Linked DNA regions of Mus musculus: regions 1 and 3 are each linked to region 2. Evidence: chromatin contacts called from ENCODE Hi-C or POLR2A ChIA-PET data. All regions are on one chromosome and are shown on one strand. Each heading gives the region's core, a stretch centred on a gene start or an enhancer-like site at or near the end of the contact. The rest is flanking DNA. Distances are from core to core; before and after follow the strand shown. Region 1 holds the start of Snx33 (sorting nexin 33). Region 2 holds the start of Ppcdc (phosphopantothenoylcysteine decarboxylase). Region 3 holds the start of Sin3a (transcriptional regulator, SIN3A (yeast)).

Region 1 (3,214 bases), core at 331-2,830, 510 kb before region 2:
CTATCTGTTAGGTCAAGACTGGAAGGAAAATGCCTTGCCCAGATTCAGGATGTTCAACAGGGTGTCCAAAAAAAAAAAAAAAAATGTACTTGCAGCTCAAAGTCTAGTAAGCCCTACCAAGTCCTTTGGGCAGGGCCTCAGCATGCACAGATGCTGTCTAGCTGCCTTTTGGTCAAAGAAGTGTCCATGGTCCAGAAACTGCCTTGGGGTATCTGCCTGTAAGCAGGGAGGGGTTGGTCATGGCCACAGTCTTTCTCCTCTCCCTTGGCAGCCCCTGGAAAGGAGCGGGTCTCTCCCTCCTCACACACCAAGCAGAAAAGTCAAATGACTTGAAGAAAGCAGCTCTGCTAGAACCAGAACGAGACACACACTTTCCACTAAAACAGTGTTGTACAACAGAAGAGATTTACCCTCAGACCACGGTCCCAGGAACGCAGGCAAGGTTCTGCCTCCTCTGGCTCTCCGTTCTTACTGGCTCCGGCTTTGGGAGGCTCTCACATTCTTCTGGAGATCTGCTCCTTCCTCCTTCCTCTCTCCTCCCGGGCCACCGCGTCTTCAAGAATCCAGAAAATTCAAGAGGGGCAAAGAGAATAACAGCAGAGTCCTGAACCAATTCCAAGGGTGGATGTGTCCGGCCTCCAAAAGAGCCAGGCCAGGAAAACAAGGGCCAAAGCTTGCACAACCGGCTGAAAACTACTCGACCCAGGGGGTGCGACCCCGTCTCGCTAGCTCTGGTGCCCTCTTCCCGCCCTGCAAATGGCCAGCCCCCGCCCCCAGATAACAAGGGGGGGCGCGACAAGCAGCGCAAAGAACTTCTGGCCTCTTTCACTCAGTGCCTCTTTTGTTTGCCTAATTCCTCGGCAGTTTCAGAGTATGAAGCTGACCCGGATCAGAGTCTCAGAACCCCTGTCCAGAAGTAACGCTAGGAGAAACCTCCACCATCACCACCCCCCGCCCCTGATGTGCCCCGGAACACTCAACAGCAGTCAGTAGATAGAGCTCTGTCGAACAGATGGCGTAGTCGGGTGTTTGTCAGTCCGTCCGTAGGTTCGTTCTCCGCGATGCCCTCTGGATCCGACCCGAGAGGGACTAGCTGAGCCCCAGCTTCTTGCCTCTTTGCCCCTCACTCGCAGCCCTTCAGCGCTGCCAGCAGGAAGCCAAGTCCAAAACAAACATTCACCCTCCCTTCAAAAAACTAAAAAGAAAAAGAAAAAAGAAAAAGAAAGAAAGAAAAGAGAAGGGGGGAGGAGTCCAGGAGATGGCGTTCCGAGGAAGGAGGCTAAAGCAGTAGGGGAGGTGAGGGGTGGAGAGAGAGGGAGGGAGGTATGAGGGAGGGAAAGCAGGCTACGGAATTCAACAAACTCTACCGCACTTCCGTGCGTCCTGGCCGGTCAGGGACCGCACAGCTCCGCCCTCCCGCGGCCAGGGTGCCACCGCCGGCCTTCCGCTCACTTTCCTTCTGGCGGGCGCCCTCCCTCTCTCCGGTTCAGTCCCGGTGGCCGGGATCCAGGAAATGGACCCGGGAGTCGGGGAGCTGCGAGCTTTCAGCAGCCCAGTTGCCGGCGCCCAGAGCCGCTTCTCGCTCGGATTGGATCGCCGCGTGGGGGAGCTCGCCAGCCGCCTTCGAGCTTCGCCTCCTGGACTTGGTCATCCATCTGCCTTTTCCGTGACGCAAGTGCAGGAAAACTCCGAAAGTTTGCGGAGCGCAGTGGCAAGGAGGGAGCTATAAAGGCTAGGAGAACCGCCTCGGCTGCAGGGGAGCAGAGCTGCGGACTCCCTTTTCCCAACCTCCTTTCCCGCCACGCGTACTTCGATCTGTCTAGGGGCTAACACAGCTCCCGGGTTGTTCTCAGATGGTGTAGGCAGCAAATTGTGACCCTGGTATCCCGCAGGTGATAACCGATGCTGTAAGCAAGATAGGGAGAGGAGCCCTCCTGCCTTCCGCAGCTCCCAGAGTGTGGGGGTGGGGTGCCAAAGACCATGTAACTTCTTCAGTGACAAGTTGCAAGTTTAGGCACAGGCGGGTTCTGGGTTGCTTTGTCCTTTCGCGGGAGCCAGATCTTCCTTCCAGGCCAGCAGCAAATAGCAAGGAGAGAGGAGTGGTCTGGTAAATAGCCTTTAGGCTTCCAGGATTCGACCCTCCACATTAGGCAAAACTAGGTGTACTAAAGACAGGAGTTGTGCTGAACTCTGGAGCGAATATAACAGCTGGATTGCTGCTGTGGTTTTTAATTCACACTGTCTGTCCCATCATTAAGTTTATATTCCAAACAACAAATTAACCGAAACTAAGATTATCGTCTGGAAGGTCATAAGTATCTTCACAGAGAAGCAAGATGTTCCAGCCTAGTGTGGCCAGTGTCGTGCAAAATGCTTGGGAAGGCACTGATCCCAGCCTAAGTGGAACACATATCAAGAACCTTCCAAGCCGTGGTCACCCATTCCTTCAGTCCCAGCACTAACAGAGACAGGCAGATCTCATGAGTTTGAGGCCAGCCTGGTCTACAAAATGAGTTCCAGAAAGCTAGGGATACATAGAAAACCCCTGCCTCTCTGTCTTGTCTCTGTCTGTCTCTCTTTGTTTTTCTCTCTCTGTCACACACACACACACACACACACACACACACACACACACACACACGCACGCACACACACACACCTCCTCTTCCTCTTGGAGCCCTAGAGCCTTATTTACCCAATCTTGCTAGGGCTTCCTACCTCCAGGTTACTATTGTTCTTACTTATTGCTGATTAACTGGTATAAAGTAGTGCTGCTGAAGGTTGGGACATTTGGCTGTTTTGAGGGTCATGACTCCTAGACCTCTGACTCCAAAACTCATAAACTTTGACTCCCTATGAAGGATAACAGCTGGTCGTGATGACACACACGGGAGACTGAGTGAGTGCCAGGCCAGCCTGTGCCACATCTAGCAAGATCTTACCAAAAGTTAACCAAACAAACCGGGAGCTGAAACAGCACTGTCATGAATTGGAGGCTGGACTCCAGTCCCTTTCTTAAACAAACAGACAAACGAGTGGTGGTGGACACATTTAGTCCCAGAATTTGGGAGACAGAGGCAGGTGAATCTCTCTGAGTTCTGGGCCAGCCAAAGATACATAGCAAGACTGTCTCAAATTAAAAATTGAAAGATCTTGAGCATGCCAAACAGTCTTAGCACTTGGAAGGCAGAGATCACACATCTGAGGCTATCCT
Region 2 (3,351 bases), core at 124-2,623:
TTACTTGACCTTTATTATAACCACAGAACTTACACTTAGTCTTATGTATATTTCAAGAAAAAGTAGGGTTTGGTGGCACATGCCTTTAATCCCAGCACTTGGAATGCAGAAACAAACAGATTTCTAGGAGTTGAGATTCGAACATACTAAGTCCTGTAGCTAGGGCTACACAGTGAGACCCTGAGAGGGAGAGGGAGGGAGGAGAGGGAGGGAAAGAGAAAAAAACGAGGGGGAGAATGGAGGGGAAGGGAGAGAGAAATTTAAGAGAGACACAGAGAGAACACATACACAGCAGAGAAAGAGGCCTCTGTGTGAGACTATAATTCTCTCAGTTTAATCAAGGACAAAGTATAAAATTTCCATGTATACCTACCAGTAATAGAATGGGCAAGAATGTAGCCAAGAAAATGTGACCACAGGATACGGGCAAGACTGTAGCCAAGAAAGTGTGACCACACTGCACCTAAGGAATGCTGGTTGCAGCCAAAATGTTTGGCTTTCCAATGGATGTCTCAAACCGGAAGTAGGCATGTTTGCCTCTAAAGTTACTGCAGTTTCATCTGTACACCTCTTGAGGACACGTGTCAGGAAGATACATCACAGCCTTGCTGGTTCCCAGCTGCTAGAAAGAAGCAGAAGACCCCAGCTCCCAAACACGCATCACTTCCTGCAGCTGGGAATCTCTCCTGCCCACTATCTAGTTCTGGCTTCCAATATTCCAAACGTCGGTGACGGTGACATTTTTTTTTCTGACAAAAACTGCTCTAACTCTAATTTGAAATGCCACTCGGCAAGTTTAGGGTTTAAGCATCTAAATACTGCCAGCGTTCTCCTTTCTCTCGTTTATGATTATAAAATACAATTTGAGGCACGTTGGCTCAGCAAGGTAGCTTGCAGACAAGTCTGAGGCCCTGAATGAGGGCGGGACTTACAGGGTAGAACTGAGTCCTGCAGGTCGTCCTATGACCTCAACACGCACGCTGTGACAGCCACCCCTCTTACAAAATAAACGTAATTTAAAAAAAAAAAAAAAAGTTTGTATTTCGGGGCGGTCCTAAATCTTTGGGAGGGGGGCACCTTATGCTGCAGTTTTTCAAAGGTAAGCGTCAAGTGTGGGTGTCTTTTAAACTAAGGATAGAGCATGATATCTGCGGGCACCGGTGCAGCTGCATAGCCCCCAATTCTGAGACTGGAGTCACACCTATAGCCCCACATCTGACACATTACACATGGACCTTCACGCGGACCCACAGCGACCAGAGGAGCTTCTCCCACCGCCCCACCCGGCGGCACCACCGACACAGCTTTCCCGCCCCTTCCACTGCTCACCAGCTCCAGGATACCCGCAAGTATCGCGGTATCTAGGCGCCTTTCCGGCTCTAAATGACTCCAGAGAAAGCGAGTGATCGCATGGCCTTCTGGGAGTCGTGGTCTATTTCTGTGGCTTCTGGGAGTTGTAGTCATTGGGGCTCCCTGTGCAAGGCTAAAGCCACATTAGGCAGGGGAGCCGCGACATTGAAAGGCTCACTTTGAGCAATCTTTTTCTTTTTTTCTTTTTTTTCTTTCTTTCTTTCTCTCTCTCTCCCTCTTTCTCTTTCTTTCCTTCTTTCTTTTTCTTTTTCTTTCCTTCCTTTTCTTTCTTTTTCTTTTCTTTCTCTCTTTCTTTCTTTCTTTCTTTCCTTTCTCTCTCTCTTTCAATAACTGGCATGTCTGAAACTTAGAACTCTGCCAGCTTCTGCCTCATAAGTGCTGGGATCAAAGGGGTGTGCTACCGTGCCCATTGCTACTTGAGAGGAATCTTGAGAGATGACCATCACAGAGGATCTAGACAACATTCTTAGAGAGCACATCTTTGGCAAAGCCTAGGCACATTCGAATCGTTGTAGTCATTACCCTGCAGCAATCAGAAATTTCAAGAACTTACATGTTCATTGAGCCCACTCAATCAGCTTCAAGAGACCCACCATGGGAGCTAAGGAAGGCCAGTCTTCTAGTCCTAACACTAAGGGCTATGGTGGTTTGAATATGCTTAGCCCAGGGAATTAGGAACAATTAGGAAGTATGGCCTTGTTGGAGTGGGTGTGGCCTTGTTGGAGGAAGTGTGTCACTGTGGGGGTGGGCAAATATATCTTCCTAGCCACCTGAGGCCAGTCTTCTCTTGACTGCCTTTGGAATAAGTTATAGAACTCTCAGCTTCTGTAGCACCATGACTGCTTGGATGCTGCCATACTTCCCGCCTTGACAATACTGGACTGAGCCTCTGAACTTGCAAGCCAGTCTCAGTTAAATGTTATCCTTTTATAACAGTTGCCTTGGTCGTGGTGTCTCTTCACAGCAATGGAAACCCTAAGTCACAGACACAGTCAGGCCATGCGCCTCACTCAGTGTTACAGGCCACTCCTATTTCCTAACTGGTAGTTGTGGCAACTACTTCATGGCCTACTCAGGGCTGCTTCAGAGGAAGGATCACAAAATACATGGTTTTTGGCATCACAGATCCACTCAACTCAATTCCACAACCCTGCTTCACATCCCACATCAAGGCTTCATTGAGACCCACATGGAGACAAGTAACACAGAGGGACATACAGGGTCAAATGATCCCTTTATTATATTCATCCAGTTACACAGATAGACACTGGCTCGGGCAGGTCAACTGCCAATGAGGGGATAGTTTGTGTCTCTCAGAAACAAGGGGCAGTGGGCACCAGGAGAATGCAAAAGCAGGTCACTGGCTGGCGACAGACAGGAGGACTCCCAGCATCCACCAGGCCCTCCCACCCCTCAAGCAAACCATCTGTGCCCGGCCCCATCTCTCTCACTCTCTCCTCATCAAAGTGCATAGTTGCCTGAAGATGCAGCATCCCAGTGCCTGAGCAGCTGGGCCAGACACTGGTGACAGGCTTTCCCAAGGGCAGTGCCAGGCATGGCCAATAGGTGTGAGCCAGGAAAGAGGAGAGGCCGATAGGACAGGAAGTTGACTGGGGGTAACACCCAACAGCTGTGGATGCTAGGCTGGCAGCTGGATCACAGCTTTCCTGGAAGTAACAGAGGACTAAGAGAAAGGGAGCTGGGAGAAGGGAAGAGGAGGAAGAGCCTAGCCCTAGAATCTCTCAGGGTAGCAGGAGCTATGACAACTGCTCTCCATAGAGAAAACAGTAGGGGAGAGAATCAACTAAGCCTAGGGAGTCAACAGGAAAGGAACTTTCCAGACACTCTTGGATTCTCTTACAAGGAAGAAGCTGAAAAATCAAAGCTCAAGGTGGCCTGAAACCAAGTCTTAGGGTCCAAGGCAAACCAATGTGGTATGGTTTTCCAGTCTCCCTAGCCTAGGTGGGTTTCTGTTGCAAG
Region 3 (3,273 bases), core at 511-3,010, 360 kb before region 2:
GGGAGGTTCCCTCTCCCCCTTTTGCTCTAGAATGCGGTAAGACTAATCCCACCTAACCTCTCATGGCACAGCGAAAGCCTCCCCAAAGCAAGGTCGGCATCGGGCCCACGCCTTACTAGTGAATAAATAAAAGAACTAGGTCTTTATTATTATTATTATTATTAATTAATTAATGTATTATATGTAAGTACACTGTAGTTGTCTTCAGACACTCCAGAAGAGAGCATCAGATTCCATTACGGATGGTTGTGAGCCACCATGTGGTTGCTGGGATTTGAACTCAGGACCTTTGGAAGAGCAGACGGCGTTCTTAGCCGCTGAGCCATCTCACCAGCCCAAGAACTAGGTATTTCAAAGCACTTTTTGTGTTCAGGCATTGTTACTTACCCAGAAGGCTTAGAGACCGCCATTAACTCACTCTGCTAAGGAGGAATGCCCACCCCCCTTTTTTTTGAAGGGCTGGCCTTAGGGTTCCTAAATTCAGACTATTCCTGCCCTTTCGCGAATGGTTGCGATTACAGCCCTTCCCCTTGAACAGTCATTCTTAAGACCATATCCTTCACACAATCTGGAATTTTTACTCCTTCTGTGAACGTAAGTGCACACTCAAGGTTTATTTATGCAGTGGTCTGTGTGAGGTTTTCAGCCTCTCTTCCTCCAGTTTAAAATGTCCCTGGATCTACCCGACCAATAGAGTATACATTTTCCCTTCATGCTCCGCCTTCCGGAGGCTTGCCCAGGCGGTGACATTTAAAGGCCTCCGCTGGGTTATCTCCGCCCCCTGAGGGCTGCAGATTCTGGTTGTCCCAGTGTCACAGTATTCAGTCAGCCCTAGTGACCAGCTAGTAATATCTGGGCTTTTGGATCAGATTAGAGCTCCAGACCTTAATTTTGGAGTCGGCTTGCTGAAAGTAGCTGCTGAGTGCTCCAGATGGCTGTGTTTAGAAGACCGTGAAAGTGTAAAAATAAGTGGGTAGGAAGGACAAGGCTTTCTGTCATTGTTTTGGTTAATTCTCCACGGCGGGTAATACTACTGCCTTTTCCTTTTCAAATCTCAAAGCCTCGGGTTTCGGCCGCTGAGCTCCCCGCCATCTCCGATCCCGGCCTTGGAACGCTGAGGTTCAGTCTCCAGTGTAAACATTCCACAAAAGGACTGCTAAGGTTCAGCATCCTCGCGCAGGGCGGAATGGTCTCCTTCCTGGACCGGCGCCGTGTCCAATGGCGGCTCCTACCGGCGCCAAGATAGTCCAATCAGATCATTGGGGGCGGGGCCTGGCCCAGCCGTGTAGTGGGTGGAGTCGGCCTCACTTAAGGACATTTTTACCCCACATTGGTTACTTACCTTCCTGGGGCTATGAGAGAAGCAAAGGTAGTCTTCCAATGCAGGGACCGGCGGAGGCGGGAGCCGATTTGTTAGGCCTGTGGCTGGGGCGGTATGGGGAGGGATATGTGAGACTCTCCAATGAGATGTGAAGAGGTACTCCTCTTCCTCCAATAGTATTAGAGCCCGGAGGAGGGATTCGGCAATCAGTCTCCAATAGGCGGGGTTGAGTTAGGGACTCTCCCCGCCAATAGGGGCGTGGAGAAGGTGAGCGGCTCGCTCTCCCCTCCCAGCGAGGGAAGAGGGCGGGAGTAGGTCTTTGCGGCATAGTGATTGGCTAAACCATTGACGGATGGGTAATATATCCCGTGGCGGAGCGAGGTTAAGCCTTCCCTCGGCGGGGCGGGCCGGGAGAGTGGGCGGGATTTCCCGGGTAACAGAGAAGCGGCCGCGGCGGTAGAGGCGGCAGAGACGGTTTCTCCATCTTCCCCCCTCCCCTTCCCCCCTTAGAGTTTCCCTCCCTCCCTCCCTCCTTCCCAGTCTGGGCACCCAGGCCTGTGACCGCTTCGTGGGCGCAAAGGAGGTTGCCAGTCCGCTCTTGCGGGCCTGTGCCCGCGCCGTTCCGGGGCCTCCGTGCTGGGTGCGAGGCTCACGCCGGGAGCGACGCACAGGCTGAGTGGCTGGAGCTTTTGCGGTGAGAGCACGCCGCACCGCGGTCCGCCCAGCAGCTGGGTGGCGGGTAACCCGGGACTGGAGGGCGTGTGTTTTTCGGGGGGGCTGACCTCGGCTTCCCGTGCGTGGCTGTGGGGGGCGGAGCGGAGCCGCACTCAGTGCGGGAGGGGGAGGAGAGCGTAGTCCCGGTGCGCACGGAGGGGCGGGTCCTAGTCCCGCCGATCAGAGGCGGGGCCGGCGCGCGTGCGGTGGTGGAGAAAGGGGCGGGACGGGCTCGCGCTAAAGGCCCGCGGCTGTGACCCCGCCCCTTCTCCCTTATGGGCGGGACCACTGGCTGAACTGCTTTGGGTCCGCGGGGCGTGCGGGACGGGAAGAGGGTCCCGGCGTGTGGCTTTCAGGGCGCGGTGGCGAGGGGGCGTGAAGCCTGTGTTCCCCCGCCTTAGCGGGATCCGGTTGGCCGGAAGGCGCGTCCGGGGCTGTGATGCCACGCCCCTCCCGCCCCGCCCCCTCCGGGATTTCCGCCTCCTTAGCAGTGAAGAGGAGCTGGGGAAAGCCCGCTGTGGCGTCTGGCAGGGGGTCAGGGCTCCGTGTCTGCTCCTCCCAGCATCCCCGTGGGTGGGAGGGCCCCTTGTAGACTGGGAACGGTGGAGGTGTCCGGACTTTATGCTGTGGCTTCTTCATCCATTCTGCTTGGGGCATCGTGGCCCGTAGCTGTAGTCTTCTACTTTGCTTCACACACCATGGATGGCGCCTTAACAGCTAGGGAGAGTAGAAGCGTGGTCAGCTGCTCCTCTTCGTTGTAATTATTGGGACGAGATACTCAGCGTCCTCTCTGGAGTGTCTGCGGTGGGGTGCGGCTGGTGCTGTGCCCTTGCTTCCCCGACAGTGGCCGGTGGGGGAGGGGCAGAGTGATCAGGGACTGGAATTGTGGAGGGCGCCAACCTTCCCTGGAGTTCCCTTGATGTTCAGCTACTGCGCCTTTACGGGTTGATACCTAAAAATTGCTACCATTTTTGGTAGCTTAGGACTTTAAACTCAGTTTACCATTTGAGCTCCTAACAAATCTGAGATTTTATTTCTAGAGAAAGTATTGAATTTATGATTGTAAGTGATGGAGTGAGTTTAGGGCACATAAGCATTGCTTCACCGCTAGGCTATACCCCAAGGCTAAATTTTTTTTTTTTAAGTCAAAGATTTAACTCTCTTTAAGTAAAATACTCTGATTTCTTGACTGATTTCACCTACAGAAGGTTTTGTTACATAAGCTTAGTTTCACAAAG

Evidence for each region. Hi-C counts contacts between places; a loop is a spot of excess contacts on that map. ChIA-PET counts read pairs that join two places held with the same protein, here RNA polymerase II (POLR2A).
Region 1: a loop to region 2 is called in a map of v-Abl transformed pro-B cells, with 1.8 times the contacts of the local background. The contact joins the promoter of Snx33 here to the promoter of Ppcdc in region 2. A Hi-C loop is called at or near these places in 1 of 37 maps with a recorded cell type or tissue (v-Abl transformed pro-B cells). POLR2A ChIA-PET finds 5 or more read pairs at or near these places in 1 of 5 experiments (Patski).
Region 3: a loop to region 2 is called in a map of left cerebral cortex, with 4 times the contacts of the local background. The contact joins the promoter of Sin3a here to the promoter of Ppcdc in region 2. A Hi-C loop is called at or near these places in 4 of 37 maps with a recorded cell type or tissue (heart and left cerebral cortex). POLR2A ChIA-PET finds 5 or more read pairs at or near these places in 2 of 5 experiments (Patski and embryonic stem cell).

The regions. Positions count from the first base shown.
Region 1 is chr9:56,926,791-56,930,004 of GRCm38, forward strand. Snx33 (sorting nexin 33) reads right to left here and starts at 1,581. Exons shown (of 2, transcript NM_175483.5): 1 at 1-1,581.
Region 2 is chr9:57,438,741-57,442,091 of GRCm38, forward strand. It overlaps Ppcdc (phosphopantothenoylcysteine decarboxylase), which reads right to left and starts at 1,374. Exons shown (of 7, transcript NM_176831.5): 1 at 1,330-1,374. Scamp5 (secretory carrier membrane protein 5) reads right to left here. Exons shown (of 7, transcript NM_020270.3): 7 at 2,587-3,351.
Region 3 is chr9:57,074,616-57,077,888 of GRCm38, forward strand. It overlaps Sin3a (transcriptional regulator, SIN3A (yeast)), which reads left to right and starts at 1,761. Exons shown (of 22, transcript NM_011378.2): 1 at 1,761-2,015. 2700012I20Rik (RIKEN cDNA 2700012I20 gene) reads right to left here and starts at 1,434. Exons shown (of 2, transcript NR_152107.1): 1 at 1,343-1,434; 2 at 588-1,228.